Regions from separate parts of the Homo sapiens genome. Here regions 2 and 3 are each linked to region 1. Evidence: chromatin contacts called from ENCODE Hi-C or POLR2A ChIA-PET data. All regions are on one chromosome and are shown on one strand. The core of a region is the stretch at or near the end of the contact, and the rest is flanking DNA. Distances in the headings are between cores, read along the strand shown. Region 1 holds the start of AMIGO3 (adhesion molecule with Ig like domain 3). Region 2 holds the start of IFRD2 (interferon related developmental regulator 2). Region 3 holds the start of P4HTM (prolyl 4-hydroxylase, transmembrane).

The links. A loop is a pair of places that touch in the nucleus more often than their neighbours do. ChIA-PET counts read pairs that join two places held with the same protein, here RNA polymerase II (POLR2A). Pooled maps may share reads with other maps.
Region 2: a loop to region 1 is called in a map of Right ventricle myocardium inferior, with 7 times the contacts of the local background. The contact joins the promoter of IFRD2 here to the promoter of AMIGO3 in region 1. A Hi-C loop is called at or near these places in 1 of 168 maps with a recorded cell type or tissue (Right ventricle myocardium inferior), 3 of 37 single-sample maps with no recorded cell type and 11 of 50 pooled maps. POLR2A ChIA-PET finds 5 or more read pairs at or near these places in 1 of 52 experiments (naive thymus-derived CD8-positive, alpha-beta T cell).
Region 3: a pooled map shows a loop between it and region 1 (4-fold over the local background). The contact joins the promoter of P4HTM here to the promoter of AMIGO3 in region 1. A Hi-C loop is called at or near these places in 8 of 50 pooled maps. POLR2A ChIA-PET finds 5 or more read pairs at or near these places in 2 of 52 experiments (activated T-cell and common myeloid progenitor, CD34-positive).

What each region holds. Positions count from the first base shown.
Region 1 is chr3:49,716,396-49,721,180 of GRCh38, reverse strand. It overlaps AMIGO3 (adhesion molecule with Ig like domain 3), which reads left to right and starts at 1,497. Exons shown (of 1, transcript NM_198722.3): 1 at 1,497-4,352. The coding sequence starts at 1,716. The coding sequence ends at 3,230. RNF123 (ring finger protein 123) reads right to left here. Exons shown (of 39, transcript NM_022064.5): 35 at 4,704-4,785; 36 at 528-670; 37 at 287-381; 38 at 76-161. It overlaps GMPPB (GDP-mannose pyrophosphorylase B), which reads left to right. Exons shown (of 9, transcript NM_021971.4): 9 at 1-1,265. RefSeq lists a silencer at 1-138 and enhancers at 1,133-1,362, 2,133-2,242, 1,724-2,531, 3,577-4,077.
Region 2 is chr3:50,289,841-50,294,590 of GRCh38, reverse strand. IFRD2 (interferon related developmental regulator 2) reads left to right here and starts at 2,162. Exons shown (of 12, transcript NM_006764.5): 1 at 2,162-2,374; 2 at 3,912-4,031; 3 at 4,119-4,203; 4 at 4,297-4,421; 5 at 4,505-4,662. The coding sequence starts at 2,317. It overlaps HYAL3 (hyaluronidase 3), which reads left to right. Exons shown (of 4, transcript NM_003549.4): 3 at 870-959; 4 at 1,076-1,759. The coding sequence ends at 1,345. RefSeq lists enhancers at 728-1,283, 1,674-1,863 and a silencer at 2,244-2,453.
Region 3 is chr3:48,988,793-48,993,503 of GRCh38, reverse strand. P4HTM (prolyl 4-hydroxylase, transmembrane) reads right to left here and starts at 3,263. Exons shown (of 9, transcript NM_177939.3): 1 at 2,894-3,263; 2 at 2,590-2,671. The coding sequence starts at 3,247. It overlaps LOC124909376 (a long non-coding RNA gene), which reads left to right and starts at 3,632. Exons shown (of 2, transcript XR_007095903.1): 1 at 3,632-3,956. RefSeq lists enhancers at 2,291-2,852, 3,510-3,669, 3,417-3,979, 3,980-4,543 and a silencer at 3,020-3,399.

The DNA.
Region 1 (4,785 bases), core at 248-2,747:
AACAGGGGAGGGGATGAGGACTGCCCTGCATGTACCTACTGCTCTCCCCACCACCAAGCTGTGGGGCCCACTTACTTGCAGGACTTGTGGCCACAGGGCTGGAACACAGCAGAGATGGGGTGGGCATAGCAGATGGGGCAGAGGTCCTCCTCACTGGTGGGCTGCAGGGAGGAGAGTGAAGGGTGGGCTGGAGTTGGATGCCTGGCTATGTGGATGTCCGTTGTGCCTGTGTAGGAGTGCACACATATTCAAGTGGCATGGACCTGTGCACCGTGTTCCCACTCACCAGGGAGGCAGCTGCTGCCTGGGCAGATGCAGAGGTCAGGTGCGCCAGCATCTGTTCCACTTGGGCCAGCTCATCGGCACTGATATAATCCGCATCTGGGGAGTGGTAGGTAGTGTCAAGTCAGAGGTAGCTGAGGATGTGATGCCTCTTGAATATTCCCAGCCTAGGACTTTGCTGTTCTTAAGGCTCCTGACCCGACCCAGCCCCAGATTTCCCTGACCTGCCCCACCAGCCCACTCACAGCTCTGCAGGGAGAAGCGCTTCCGGTCAGGGGCTGGCAGAGCAGTGCCAGGTGCTGGGGGCTCTGGCTGTCCCAGGAGATAGCATATTGAGCGTAGCTGGAAGCAGGGATCTGCCAGGAGCACTGATGTGGCTTGCTCTCTCCTAGGTAGGGGAGGGTGCAAGGGCAGTCAGAAGGCTTGGGGCCTGGCTAAAAGTCTCTCTTGGGATTGCCAATGAGGAGTGCCATGGCTCGTACATGATCACCCCCCCTGCATCCTTTCCGTCTCCCTGCTTCCCAAACCCCAAGTCCTGTATTCTAGTAAGGTGCCACACAGCCTGTTTTTTTTTTTTTTTTCTTGAGACGAGTCTCGCTCTGTTGCCCAGGCTGGAGTGCGATGGCACGATCTCGGCTCACTGCAACCTCCACCTCCCGGGTTCAAGTGATTCTCCTGCTTTAGCCTCCCGAGTAGCTGGAATTGCAGACGCCCACCACCACGCCCGGCTAATTGTTGTATTTTTAGTAGAGACAGGGTTTCACCAGGTTGGCCAGGCTGGTCTCGAATTCCTGACCTCAGGTGATCCACCTGCCTTGGCTTCCCAAAGTGCTGGGATTACAGGCGTGAGCCACCGCGCCCGGCCTGGGGTACCACTTTAAGAAGGCTCAGGCGAACCACCTTAAGATAGTGAGAGTCTGCCTGCCCCATAATATTATCAGTCCTTCAAAGTCACTTCAAATAAACACTAACAGCAGCTTGGAGACATTCTTCCAGACTCCCCCTTTTACTCCCCGAGGAAAAACGAGCGGCGGAGAGCTGCCAGCCAAAGGCTGACGGGGACTTTGGGGTTGGCCTTGCTCCCCATCTGGCGGTCATGCGGGGCCATTGGGCACAAAGGGATGTAGCCGCCCCGCCTCCTCAAACGGGAACCAATAGGAGCCCGGGCCCCGCCCCTGGGGGGAGTATTTAGGAGCCGATCAGGAACTCGCTTGGAGAGGGCTAGCGAAGCCGAAGGGAGCGCGGCTAAGAGTGCCGCACCGCCTCACAACCTGGGAACCGGAGAGTAGGGGCCGTCGGCTGGCAAGAACCCGCCGTGCCTCCTCGGCAAGGGCCATCCGGTGCCACCCATGTCGCACTAGAGCAGAAGAGGGTGAGTCCTGGAACTGCAACCTGCACAGAGCTGCTCTGTACTGTCCCTGGTGGTCGCCGCCATGACCTGGTTGGTGCTGCTGGGGACACTGCTCTGCATGCTGCGCGTTGGGTTAGGCACCCCGGACTCCGAGGGTTTCCCGCCCCGTGCGCTCCACAACTGCCCCTACAAATGTATCTGCGCTGCCGACCTGCTAAGCTGCACTGGCCTAGGGCTGCAGGACGTGCCAGCCGAGTTACCTGCCGCTACTGCGGACCTCGACCTGAGCCACAACGCGCTCCAGCGCCTGCGCCCCGGCTGGTTGGCGCCCCTCTTCCAGCTGCGCGCCCTGCACCTAGACCACAACGAACTAGATGCGCTGGGTCGCGGCGTCTTCGTCAACGCCAGCGGCCTGAGGCTGCTCGATCTATCATCTAACACGTTGCGGGCGCTTGGCCGCCACGACCTCGACGGGCTGGGGGCGCTGGAGAAGCTGCTTCTGTTCAATAACCGCTTGGTGCACTTGGACGAGCATGCCTTCCACGGCCTGCGCGCGCTCAGCCATCTCTACCTGGGCTGCAACGAACTCGCCTCGTTCTCCTTCGACCACCTGCACGGTCTGAGCGCCACCCACCTGCTTACTCTGGACCTCTCCTCCAACCGGCTGGGACACATCTCCGTACCTGAGCTGGCCGCGCTGCCGGCCTTCCTCAAGAACGGCCTCTACTTGCACAACAACCCTTTGCCTTGCGACTGCCGCCTCTACCACCTGCTACAGCGCTGGCACCAGCGGGGCCTGAGCGCCGTGCGCGACTTTGCGCGCGAGTACGTATGCTTGGCCTTCAAGGTACCCGCGTCCCGCGTGCGCTTCTTCCAGCACAGCCGCGTCTTTGAGAACTGCTCGTCGGCCCCAGCTCTTGGCCTAGAGCGGCCGGAAGAGCACCTGTACGCGCTGGTGGGTCGGTCCCTGAGGCTTTACTGCAACACCAGCGTCCCGGCCATGCGCATTGCCTGGGTTTCGCCGCAGCAGGAGCTTCTCAGGGCGCCAGGATCCCGCGATGGCAGCATCGCGGTGCTGGCCGACGGCAGCTTGGCCATAGGCAACGTACAGGAGCAGCATGCGGGACTCTTCGTGTGCCTGGCCACTGGGCCCCGCCTGCACCACAACCAGACGCACGAGTACAACGTGAGCGTGCACTTTCCGCGCCCAGAGCCCGAGGCTTTCAACACAGGCTTCACCACACTGCTGGGCTGTGCCGTGGGCCTTGTGCTCGTGCTGCTCTACCTGTTCGCCCCACCCTGCCGCTGCTGCCGCCGTGCCTGCCGCTGCCGCCGCTGGCCCCAAACACCCAGCCCGCTCCAAGAGCTGAGCGCACAGTCCTCAGTACTCAGCACCACACCGCCAGACGCACCCAGCCGCAAGGCCAGCGTCCACAAGCACGTAGTCTTTCTGGAGCCAGGCCGGAGGGGCCTCAATGGCCGCGTGCAGCTGGCAGTAGCTGAGGAATTCGATCTCTACAACCCTGGAGGCCTGCAGCTGAAGGCTGGCTCTGAGTCCGCCAGCTCCATAGGCTCCGAGGGTCCCATGACAACCTAGACTGCCCAGGGCTCCCCCACCCAGGCCCCCACCCTCTTGCTGCTCGCCCTGCTCCCTGCTTCGGTCCAGAGAACTGGCAGATACTGGTGGGAAGCACTGTGCCTGGCCCCCCAGCTTCCTGTATGGGCCTCGAAACACAATGGGCCTTCTCGCTCACTGGTAGAGACAGGGGTTGTGGTCCCCAACCTGCCTTCTGCTCTGCCCCTGCACAGGACCCAAAGGCCCCAGGCCCTGCAAGGTGTGCTAGTTCCTGCTTTCCCGCGGACTTCCTAGTGCCCAAATGCCCTGTGAGGCTGAGAGACCCAGGCCCCTGTGGCTTTCAACACAGCACAGCTGTGGAAGTGGCTGTGTTCTTCTACAGCCTGTGGAAGAACCCCTGTAGCAGAGCCTCCCGTCCACCCTCAGGGGCTGAGACAGCTCTCGAGGAGTGGTGCTCAAGAGCTGACGCAGGGCCACCTCCCCTTCCCAAGGGGGTGGGAGGGAGTGGGCCCACAGGGAAAAGAAGGCGGCTCTGAAGGAAGATCTCGCCCACACCCCAGGACAGAAAGAGGAAACAAGCCCGCCCTCTGGTGAAATGGGACTCCCTCCATCCACCAACACCCAACCTCCTGAAAGCTTCACAACTTCACGCAGAGTCCGGTGGGCAGGCACCAGGCAGGAAAGGCTCCTCAAGAGGTTCCTGGTGGTCTGGCCTAAGCCCCAGCCAGAGGCCCTGCTCTCTCTGGCCTGGGGCATCCACCCGTTGTTCTGAAGGCAGAGCCCATTCTGTGGGCTCACAAGACACAGTGAAGGGGATCATGGCCTGCACCCCTGCTTTTCAGCAGTAAAAAGCCCGAAAAGCCTGGCGAGCATGGCCGAGCTGGGAGGGCCGAGCCGGAACTCCACGTCCCTCGAGAGCAGGAGCCTCTTAAGGGCTGGCACTGGTCTCAGCCTAATGGCTGAGGCGGTACCCTGGCTTCATATGCATCTCACTGCTCCCACTGCAGGGGGGCAGGGAAGGGGGGTCTGGGAGCCCTTCATGTGTGGGGGCCGAGCTGGGGGCCCCCATGGCCATCCTGGACCTCGCTGCTCCAGAGTTTAATAAAGGTAGCACATGCTTATTGCTAGAGCCTTTGCAGACAATGGCGGTCCTCCGTGTGTTCAGCTCTCCTGGCGGCCTGGCCCTGTCCACCACAGGACGGCACACCCTCCGGAGTCCTGCCTCCCATGCCTGGCCTGAGGCATGGCCACAAGCCAGTGGCTCTGTGGGCCAGGGCCACCTGTCCTGCTGGGGTCCCAGATTCTCCTACTTAGAGCAGCTCCGTCTGCCCCCTATTTAGGCCGTTCACACCTCACCACCTTCCCTCTGCCTCAAAACCTGATGCTGAGGTCCATTTTCCAGATGAGGAAACTGAAGTACCAGGAGGCCCTGTCCAGCCCCTCCTCACCAGACACACCCAACTCCCACAGGGGCCCACGGTCCCCAACACTCACTCTGAGGCTGGGCCACGCACCAGGAGCTGCACCAGGATGCCCGTCACTGCCACCAGAATGGGATAGTGGTCCACGCTCTCTA
Region 2 (4,750 bases), core at 913-3,412, 570 kb before region 1:
CCCTGTCCTGGAGCATCTGATGAGGGAGGCATGGCTTTGCCCTGGAAGATGTTGAGGGGTAGGGAGGCCCAGCCTTTGGAGTGCTGGCCTGAGGGGAGATATTCTGAGTGGAAGGCCTGAGAAGCCACTCAGAGACTCGATACAAAGGGGCCCTACTTGGGCTGGGTGAGTGTCTCACACCTATAATCCCAGTACTTTGGGAGCCTGAGATGGAAGGATTCCTTGAGGCCAAGAGTTCGAGACCAGCCTGGGCAACATAGTGAGACCCCAACCTCTACCAAAAAAACATTTGAGACAGAGTCTTGCTCTGTTGCCCAGGCTGGAGTGCAGTGGCACCATCTCAGCTCACTGCGGCCTTCACTTCCTGGTTCTAGTGATCCTCCCACCTAAGCCTCCTCCCGAATAGCTGGACTACAGATGCATACCACCACACCCAGCTAATTTTTATATTTTTGTAGAGATGGGGTTTTGTCATGTTGCCCAGGCTGGTATTGAACTCCTGGGCTCAAGTGATTCTCCCGCTTTTGCCTCCCAAAGTGTGGGATTACAGGTGTGAGCCACTGTGCCCAGCCTAAAAAATTATTAGCCAGGTGTTATGCACCTGTAGTCCCAGCTGCTTGGGAGGCTGAGGTGGGAGGATTACTTGATCCCAGGAGTTCAAGGCTGCAGTGAGCTATGATCATGCCACTGCACTCCAGCCTGGATGACAGAGTAAAACCCCGCCTCTAAAACCAAACCAAACTAGAGAGTCCCTACTGTAGAGTTAGAATCAGATTGTGACAGTGAACCAGAAGAGTTTCTTGAATGTGGATGTGTGCCCACATGGATCTGGCCAGCCCAGCACTGGCTTAGCAGCTCTCTGCCTCCAGGATGACCTTGTGCAGTCCATTGGTGTGAGTGCAGCACTAGGGGCAGCCGGCGTGGTGCTCTGGGGGGACCTGAGCCTCTCCAGCTCTGAGGTGATCATTGCCCCTTTGAGCCTGCCATGTAGCACATGCTGGGGTCCCAGGGTGGGGGACGGCCATGTCAAGATTATAGAGCAGGCATATTGACACATATCTTCCCTTCTCCTCAGGAGGAGTGCTGGCATCTCCATGACTACCTGGTGGACACCTTGGGCCCCTATGTGATCAATGTGACCAGGGCAGCGATGGCCTGCAGTCACCAGCGGTGCCATGGCCACGGGCGCTGTGCCCGGCGAGATCCAGGACAGATGGAAGCCTTTCTACACCTGTGGCCAGACGGCAGCCTTGGAGATTGGAAGTCCTTCAGCTGCCACTGTTACTGGGGCTGGGCTGGCCCCACCTGCCAGGAGCCCAGGCCTGGGCCTAAAGAAGCAGTATAAAGCCAGGGCCCCTGCCACTGCCTCTTCTTTTCCCTGCTGCCACTTTTCCAGTCCTGGAACTACTCTGTCCCACTCTTGCTCTATTCAGTTTACAGTCAACCCTCCCAAGCACACACCCCGCTTCCCTTGGAATCCCTGAGGGGTAGAAGGGGCCAGAAAAAACGCTTATAAAACCAGAGGCCCTCTGAGATCATGTGAGTCCTCCATGGCAAGGAAGCAGTTCCAGGGAGAGTCAGGTTCCAGCTAGTTAGGGCTGCCAGCCTAGGGCTTTGTGCCTACACCTCACTAAGCCCATGGAGAGGTCACAGATGGGCCGTGCACGGGCAGATGGGCCCCAAAAAATCTTGGCGAAGGTCGGTAAAGTGCTAAGCTGTTGTCTGCACTCTTTCATCATAAAGTCACTTTTTTCCACTGCCTGAGGTTTGGCTGTTGCTCCTGTTATCCCAAGCTCTAAGCCCTTCCCATGGTCCCCAGACCCAGGCAGGGGTAGGTCTCGTCTGGAGTGTCCCGCTGCCAAGTGCCCTGAGAAGCCAGTCCTGCCTTGGTGCTCCACTGAGGGACGCTTCGGAGTTAACCACCGTGCACTTGTTCCCGACGCGGGGCTGGGGCGCGCGCAGGGCATTGTGGGTGCATAGTTCAGCCAGCGCGTCGTCGGCTGGTGGGCCCCAGGCGTGGACTACCATTCCCATGGTGCTCTACGCGCAGCTAGCCGCCGTCGCCTGCGCGCTCAGGCCTCTGGGATTAGTAGTTTTAGCCTCGTGGATGTGGGCCTGAATCGGATGGCCTGGAACTCGCCTTCCCGGCGACCTGTTTGGCAGGGCGGGGCGCCTCGCGAAGATGGTGGCGCGCGTGGCGTGTGGCTCCCGTCGTCTGGCCAAGTCTCAGCGCAGCGCACCGGCCGGCGTCTCGTTGGCCTGGAGCCCACACCCACCGGGTCCCTGACCCCGCGCCCCCCGCGCCCGGTTCCCGGCATGCCTCGCGCCCGTAAGGGCAACACGCTCCGGAAGGGTGGTCAGCGCCGTGGAGGAGGTGAGTGGGGTGGGGGGCGCGGGACAGCTGTATGAGCGGCGGGCGGGGGTCCTGCTGGATCCCCTTGGTTGTTCTCGAGGGCCCTGGGTGGGGAACCCCCTCGGCCAGCCCCACGCAGCTTCCCATAACTCTACCGAGGCTGGCACGTGCCCCAGCAGTCATTGGCCACGTGCGTGCCCAACTTGAGCTCGCTGCCCACTGCCTGTTGGGAGTCCGCGCTCCCAGCGGTGACCCGGCCAGCCCCTCCGGGCCTCAGTTGCCTGCTGGGTGGACAAACTCACCGGACAGGGCAGGAAGCCAGTCCTCTTGCCAAACCCTGATCCTTTCCTGGACTGGTCAAGGAAGTTGGCGGGAGTCCTGGCCTGCTCCGGTGAAGAGAGGGAGGGGGCTCTGTTGGGAAGCTACCTGGTTAGGGCCTTGGCAGCTTGGCAGGCCTGACTCCACAAGGTAGCTGAGTATCCTGGAGCCTGAGGCAGTCTTGGGACTCGCTTATCAGCTTAGACCAGGAGCCTATCTTAATGCGTTAAACACATATGTTTACTCTGCTGGGATGGGGTGCCTACCACGCACAAATTTATTTATTTTTATTCTTGAGGGGGAAGGGAGGAGGGCCGGGCACAGGAAGGAGGAAAATACCTAGGCACAACTTTAAACTGGTCACCACCATGGTGGGTTTTGGGTGGGGGACATCTAATAGGGTGTGGAACATGTTCACTGAGTGGTGTCAGCCCCAGACTTAGGACTCAGGGAGGCCTGGGGGGAAGTGCTTCTGGGTGAGTCCTGAGAGGATGGAGAAGAGAGCAAGTTGTACAAAGACCTGGCAGCTGGAGGGACCCCAGCGCAGTGGAGTGAATGAGGGAAGGCTGGGCTGCTCCGGCAGGTAGAATAGTAAGATAAAATGGGAGCAGGCTGGGCGTGGTGGCTCACACCTGTAATCCCAGCACTTTGGGAGGCCAAGGCAGGCAGATCACCTGAGGCCAGGAGTTCGAGACCAGCCTGACCAACATGGAGAAACCCTATCTACTAAAAATACAAAATTAGCTGGGTGTGGTGTCGTATGCCTGTAATCCCAGCTACTCGGGAGGCTGAGGCAGGAGAATCACTGGAACCCGGGAGGCAGAGGTCGCAGTGAGCCGAGATGGCGTCATTGCACTCCAGCCTGGGCAACAAGAGCAAAACTCTGTCTCAAAAAAAAAAAAAAAAAAAAAAGGTGGCGGGGAGCAGAGGCCAGTGCGCAGGCTGGACTTTGTCCTGCAGATGAGGGGTGTGAGTAGTTCTTAGAAGTAGGGCCAGCCTGGTGATCACACCCTGTCCAAAACTCTGCCACAGCAGCCAACCTTGCCAATGTCAGCCCTTGGCCCTGGACAGACCCCACACACAGGAGTGCACCAGCCCTACTGAACTGACCCTTGGCTTTGGTTTTTCATCTCTGAGAGGGACACCATTCTATCTTTTGGGATTATGAGGTCGAGTGAGGTACCCCCAGCCATCCCTCATCAGTAGAGGCAAGTTGAGTGTCCTATTCCACCTTCTCCAGGTGCCCGGAGCAGTGCCCAAGCTGACTCGGGTTCCAGTGACGATGAGGCAGCCAGTGAGGCCCGCAGCACCGCCAGTGAATGCCCCAGCCTTCTCAGCACCACTGCAGAGGACAGCCTTGGTGAGAGCGGGTGGAAGTTTGACAGGGGCTTGGTGAGGGCTCCATGGGCTGAGGACAAGAAGCGGTGCTGACCAGGTGGCCTTGCAGGGGGGGATGTCGTGGATGAGCAGGGCCAGCAGGAAGACCTTGAGGAAAAGCTGAAGGAGTATGTGGACTGTCTCACAGACAAGAGGTACCCCTGGCTGCCAGCCAACTCCTACACCCAGCTCCAAGTGTGATCAAGGGAGGGCTGGCCCATATGACCCCCCTTCTCGACCTCCCCCAGTGCCAAGACCCGGCAGGGTGCTCTTGAGAGCCTGCGCCTGGCCCTAGCGTCCCGCCTACTCCCCGACTTCTTGCTGGAGCGCCGCCTCACGCTAGCCGATGCCCTGGAAAAGTGCCTCAAGAAAGGTTGGACCTGGGGGTGTGTGGGAGACTTAAACTGGGCAGACACTGGCCCTTGCTGCATGGGCTGACTGGAAAGCATCCCACAGGGAAGGGCGAGGAACAAGCCCTGGCTGCTGCTGTGCTAGGCCTGCTCTGCGTGCAGCTGGGCCCTGGACCTAAGGGTGAGGAGCTGTTTCACAGCCTGCAGCCTCTGCTGGTCTCTGTGCTCAGTGACAGCACAGCTAGCCCTGCTGCCCGGCTCCACGTGAGTGTGCCTGTGCCCCATGAAACCCTTCCTGCACCTTATCCCTCAGCAGAGTGGTGGGTTCCCCCTATCTTCAGCCTCCTTTACT
Region 3 (4,711 bases), core at 2,014-4,513, 730 kb after region 1:
GAATTAGATATATACAGATCCCAGGAAGGCTGCTGAGAGAAAACAGTGCCTCCTCAGATGTGTCTGTTCATAGTAGTCGTTAGTAGTGTAGTAGTAATGGGGTGAGTATTAGTTCCTTCCTGGACCCCTCTTTCCTGACAGTCATCTGGCTTTATCCCATACTTCCCACAAGTCGTTGCTCAGATTTTTTTTTTTTTTTTTTGAGATGGAGTTTCATTCTTGTTACCCAGGCTGGATGCAATGGCACAATCTTGGCTCACCACAACCCCTGCCTCCTGGGTTCAAGCGATTCTCCTGCCTCAGCCTCCCAAGTAGCTGGGATTACAGGCATGTGCCACAACGCCCTGCTAATGTTGTATTTTTAGTAGACGGGGTTCCCCCATGTTGGTCAGGCTGGTCCCGAACAACCTGACCTCAGGTGATCCACCCGCCTCGACCTCCCAAAGTTCTGGGATTACAGGCGTGAGCCACCGCGCCCAGCCTTGCTCAAATATTTTTTTCAGGCAGGTCCACCTTGGCTACCTTATTAAGGGTTCCAGCCAGGCATGGTGGTTCACACCTGTAATCCCAGCACTTTGGGAGGCTGAGGAGGGCAGATCACCTGAGGTCATGAGATTGAGACCATCCTGGCTAACACGGTGAAAGCCCGTCTCTACTAAAAATGCAAAAAATTAGCCGGATGTGGTGGCGCATGCCTGTAATCCCAGCTACTTGGGAGGCTGAGGCAGGAGAATCACTTGAACCCGGAAGGCGGAGGTTGCAGTGAGCTGAGATCATACCATTGCATTCCAGCCTGGACAACAAGAGAGAAACTTAGTCTAAAAAAAAAAAAAAAAAAAAAGAGTTCTAATCCCAGCTGAACTTCTGCCTTACTGTCTGCTATTTTTTTTTTTCTTTGAGATAGGGGTCTCTCTCTGTTGCCCAGGCTGGAATGCAGTGGTGCGATCTTGGCTCACTGCAACCTCTGCCTCCTGGGTTCAAGTAATTCTCATGCCTCAGCCTCTTGAACAGCTGGGATTACAGGTGTACACCACCACACCCGGCTAATTTTTGTATTTTTAGTAGAGATGAGATTTCACCATGTTGGTCAGGCTGGCCTCAAATTCCTGACCTGAAGTGATCTGCCTGCCTCAGCCTCCCAAAGTGCTGGGATTATAGACATGAGCCACCACGCCCGGCCCTGTCTGCTATTTTATGTTGGCAAAAAAGAAAAAAGAAAAAAAATCTGCCTTACTTGTTTGCAATCACATATCACCATCTGACACACCAATGTATATATTTATTTGTTTGTTTATTGTCTGTTTCCTCTTCATTTGAATGTCAGCTTCAGGGTTTTGTTTCATTGTTTATATTTAGTTCAATGCTGTGTTCCTGGCACCTAAAATAGTGCCTGGCACAGACTTCAACGTTACTCAATAGTAATAGTAATAATAACAACAACCAGCTTTGGGTGCCTCTCCCACAACAGGACTGACAGCATAATCTATTTCCCTACAAACAGCATGCATATGACATCATTCTGACAGGTCTAGGCATAATCCCCAACCAGGACCCTCTGCCTTGGAGGTAATGACTTGTGCTCAGATGTTCTACTTTGGCCCCAGCTCCTAACCCATTCCATCCCCCGGCAGGCAGGAATGGCCCTGGGTTTGCAAATATGTTTGTCACGGAGGCCAGGTACCCAGGGCTGGGCTACACAAACACCCTGGACAATGTCCATGGGACTAGGGGTCCCCACCCAGTTGACACTGGTGGTCTTTGAAGGACTCTGGGGTCTTCACAGCTCGCACTGTGGCTTTACTGCATAGGCCTTAGAGGCAGGCTATGTGGGTTCTAATCCTAGCTTCACCACTGAAGTAACCGTGTCAGCCTGGCCAAGCCACAGCAGCTCTCTGTCCCTAACTTTCCCCCTCACTGGCCTGAGTAGGATCTACACCCACTTCACAGAGGGGTTGCAGGAATTAAATGAAATAATCATATGAAGGCAAGCACATAACTAGAGCTCAGAAACGATGAGCTATGTTGTGGCTCCAACTGGAGTCACCCTAGAAAGCTTTGCCCATGATGGCTGAACAAAGACTTCACCTTAAGAAGAATCTCAGAGTGCTGGCAGCAAAAGCTGAGCCTCTGACTGGTACTCCAGTGGAGGAGGCTGGGGGGGTACCAGTTTATCTACATTTGGACGGCCTGCTTCTCATCAGACCACAAGGCCCACTTCGGCAGTGGGATTTTCCCCAGAGGTCCTGAGGTCGGCAGAAAGCTGGTTATCAGTCTCCCACCTTCCTCCCAGTTCTAGAAGGTGACAGAATTAATGGTGGCACGGAAGACAGGTGCAATGAAACGTTTAGACACCAGCCTCAGGCTCACCCTGCCAGCCCTGTGATGGAAGAATGGACTGCAGGGAGTTGGGATAAGAGGGAGTGTTACCCTATTTCGAGGACGGGGAAGGTCCTTCACTTTGGTAATCCTCTGGAAGGGCTGCTCTGAAGCAGCCATTTTCAAAATAGAGGTCACGTGGTCACAACGAGCCTCAAGGTGGCCACCAAACCGCAGCCCCTGGCCCTTCCCAGGAGTATCTGGCGGACTTACCGAAGAGCAGCGGCTTGAGGCTGAGGGTTCGGATGAAGTGATCCCTGTCGGTGACCAGCTGGACCTTACGCTCGTGCCCCACCTAAGGAAAAGGCGCACAGCGGGCAGCTGGGGCGCCAGACCGCGCTGCCCAAGAAGGGCCAAGTCGCCCCGGCCCGGAGAGCGACAGCAGGCGAGTGAGTGGGAGCGCGCGGGACCGACGCAGAGCAGCGCCGGGGGCAGCGTGGGGACCCGGGCTGAGCGCCGGTCCTCTCGGGCTCAGCCGTGCAGGGCCTGGAGCGCGGCGGGGCAGGGAGGTCCTCACCTTGATGCCCTCCAGCCGGGTGAGGGGACCTAAGGTGGGCTCGGGCCCGGGGCCCTGGGCACGGTGTTGGGGCCCGGGATCGCTGCTTTCGTCGCCGTTGCTGTAGTGCACGAAGAGCAGCAGCGCCAGCACGTTACCCAGGTACAGGTGCACGAACACCATCAGCACCAGGAAGTAGGCGCGCGAGCAGATGCCGCGGGGCTTGCACAGCGGACGCACCGGTGCGTCCTCGCCGTCGCCCAGCCCGGCCGCCGCCTGAGCCTGGCAGTGGTCTGGCGGCGCCCACTGCGGCCTCGAGGCCTCCTCGGCCGCCGCGGTCTCAGGCCGCTGGCCTGTCACCGCCGCTGCCGCCATGGCACCCAGGTCGCGCGCGCGCCCAGGGGAGGGGCCGCGGGGGTGCCCGCGCTGCGCAGTCGCCCGGACAACGGCCGCCAGGCCCGCGAGCGCCGCGGTCACTAGGAGACGGTGCCTGGGGGTGCTGAGCCCGCCCGGAGCCGCCTGCGTCCGCGCCGGGCTCGGCCTTCCTGCGCCTTGAGCCCCAGCCCACGCTGGGGCTTCTCTTCCCAAGCTGGGTTGCCGTCGGGCAGAGCTGTACACTCTCCAAGTCAGAAGCCAAGGTCCCAAGCGTAGACGCGGACAAGAGCGGCACCATTAAGGCATACACTAGTGGGAGCTTCTCGGTGCCTGCGTGAAGACGCCCTCTTGCCTCCGGGAAAAGTATCGTCTGCATCTTCTTGCTCCAGGAGCGGGGGTGGGGAGCGCAGCGCGGAGGAGGCAGCGCTGAGATGACTCAACAGTGCGGCATTTGGGGGCGCCGCGGAGGCTGGGACTGCGTAAGCGGCGATAGGGTAGGACCCACAGCCTCCTCGCAGGCATTCTTGGAGCTCGGTTCCGCGGTCGGTCCGGATCTCCCGGGAAGTCTCGCCGGAGTCAGGCAGGCCTTAGGAAGAAGCTGCCTGATGTGCAAGGTTTCATAGGCCGTCAGAGGGGGCATCCTGGAGGAGCCCTGGCATCAGGAAAGTGAGCCCCCCATGGCAGCCCGCAGGAATGAACCAGTGCTCAGGTATATGGAACACTCCTTGCATCAAAGCTGGCACGTGTGAAGAGGCGGGAAGGGACTCTTCCATAACTGAGACACCATTACCTCAGAGAAAAATTAAACAGATTATCACCAAAAACGGGGGTGGGGGGAGGACATACCTACCAGTGGTCAAGTGCCAAGGCATCCCTGCTCTTCTAGAGCTGGTTATCCTCAGGAAGAGATTACTACACGCCCTCAGGGCAGAAGCTGACCCCCCTCCCCGAGGTGGACTTGCAGGCAAGAGCAACACTTTTAAGGCAGGTCACACTGGTGGTTTCTCCCTACCCTGGTTAAGACCCCCACTACCTCTACTCCCATCTCCTCTCCCTTCCCCATAGCAAAGCATAGTCTGCATTTTCTAGTCCCCTCAAGTCAAGGCAGGCCAGGGGCTCCAAGGGCAGGCCCACCTCTTTCTTCTAAGATTTTTTGTGTGTGTGTGACGGAGTCTCACTCTGTCGCCCAGGCTGGAGTGCAGTGGCGCGATCTTGGCTCACTGCAACCTCTGCCTTCCGGGTTCAAGCAATTCTCCTGCCTCAGCCTACCAAGTAGCTGGCATGCGCCACCATGGCGGGCCAATTTTTTTTTTTGTATTTTTATTTATTATTATTTAGTTTTAATTTTTTAATTATAATTTTTTTTTTTTTTTTGATACAGAGTCTCGCTCTGTCGCCAGGCTGGAGTACAGTGGTGTGATCTCAGCTCACCGAAAGCTCCGCCTCCCGGGTTCAAGCAATTCT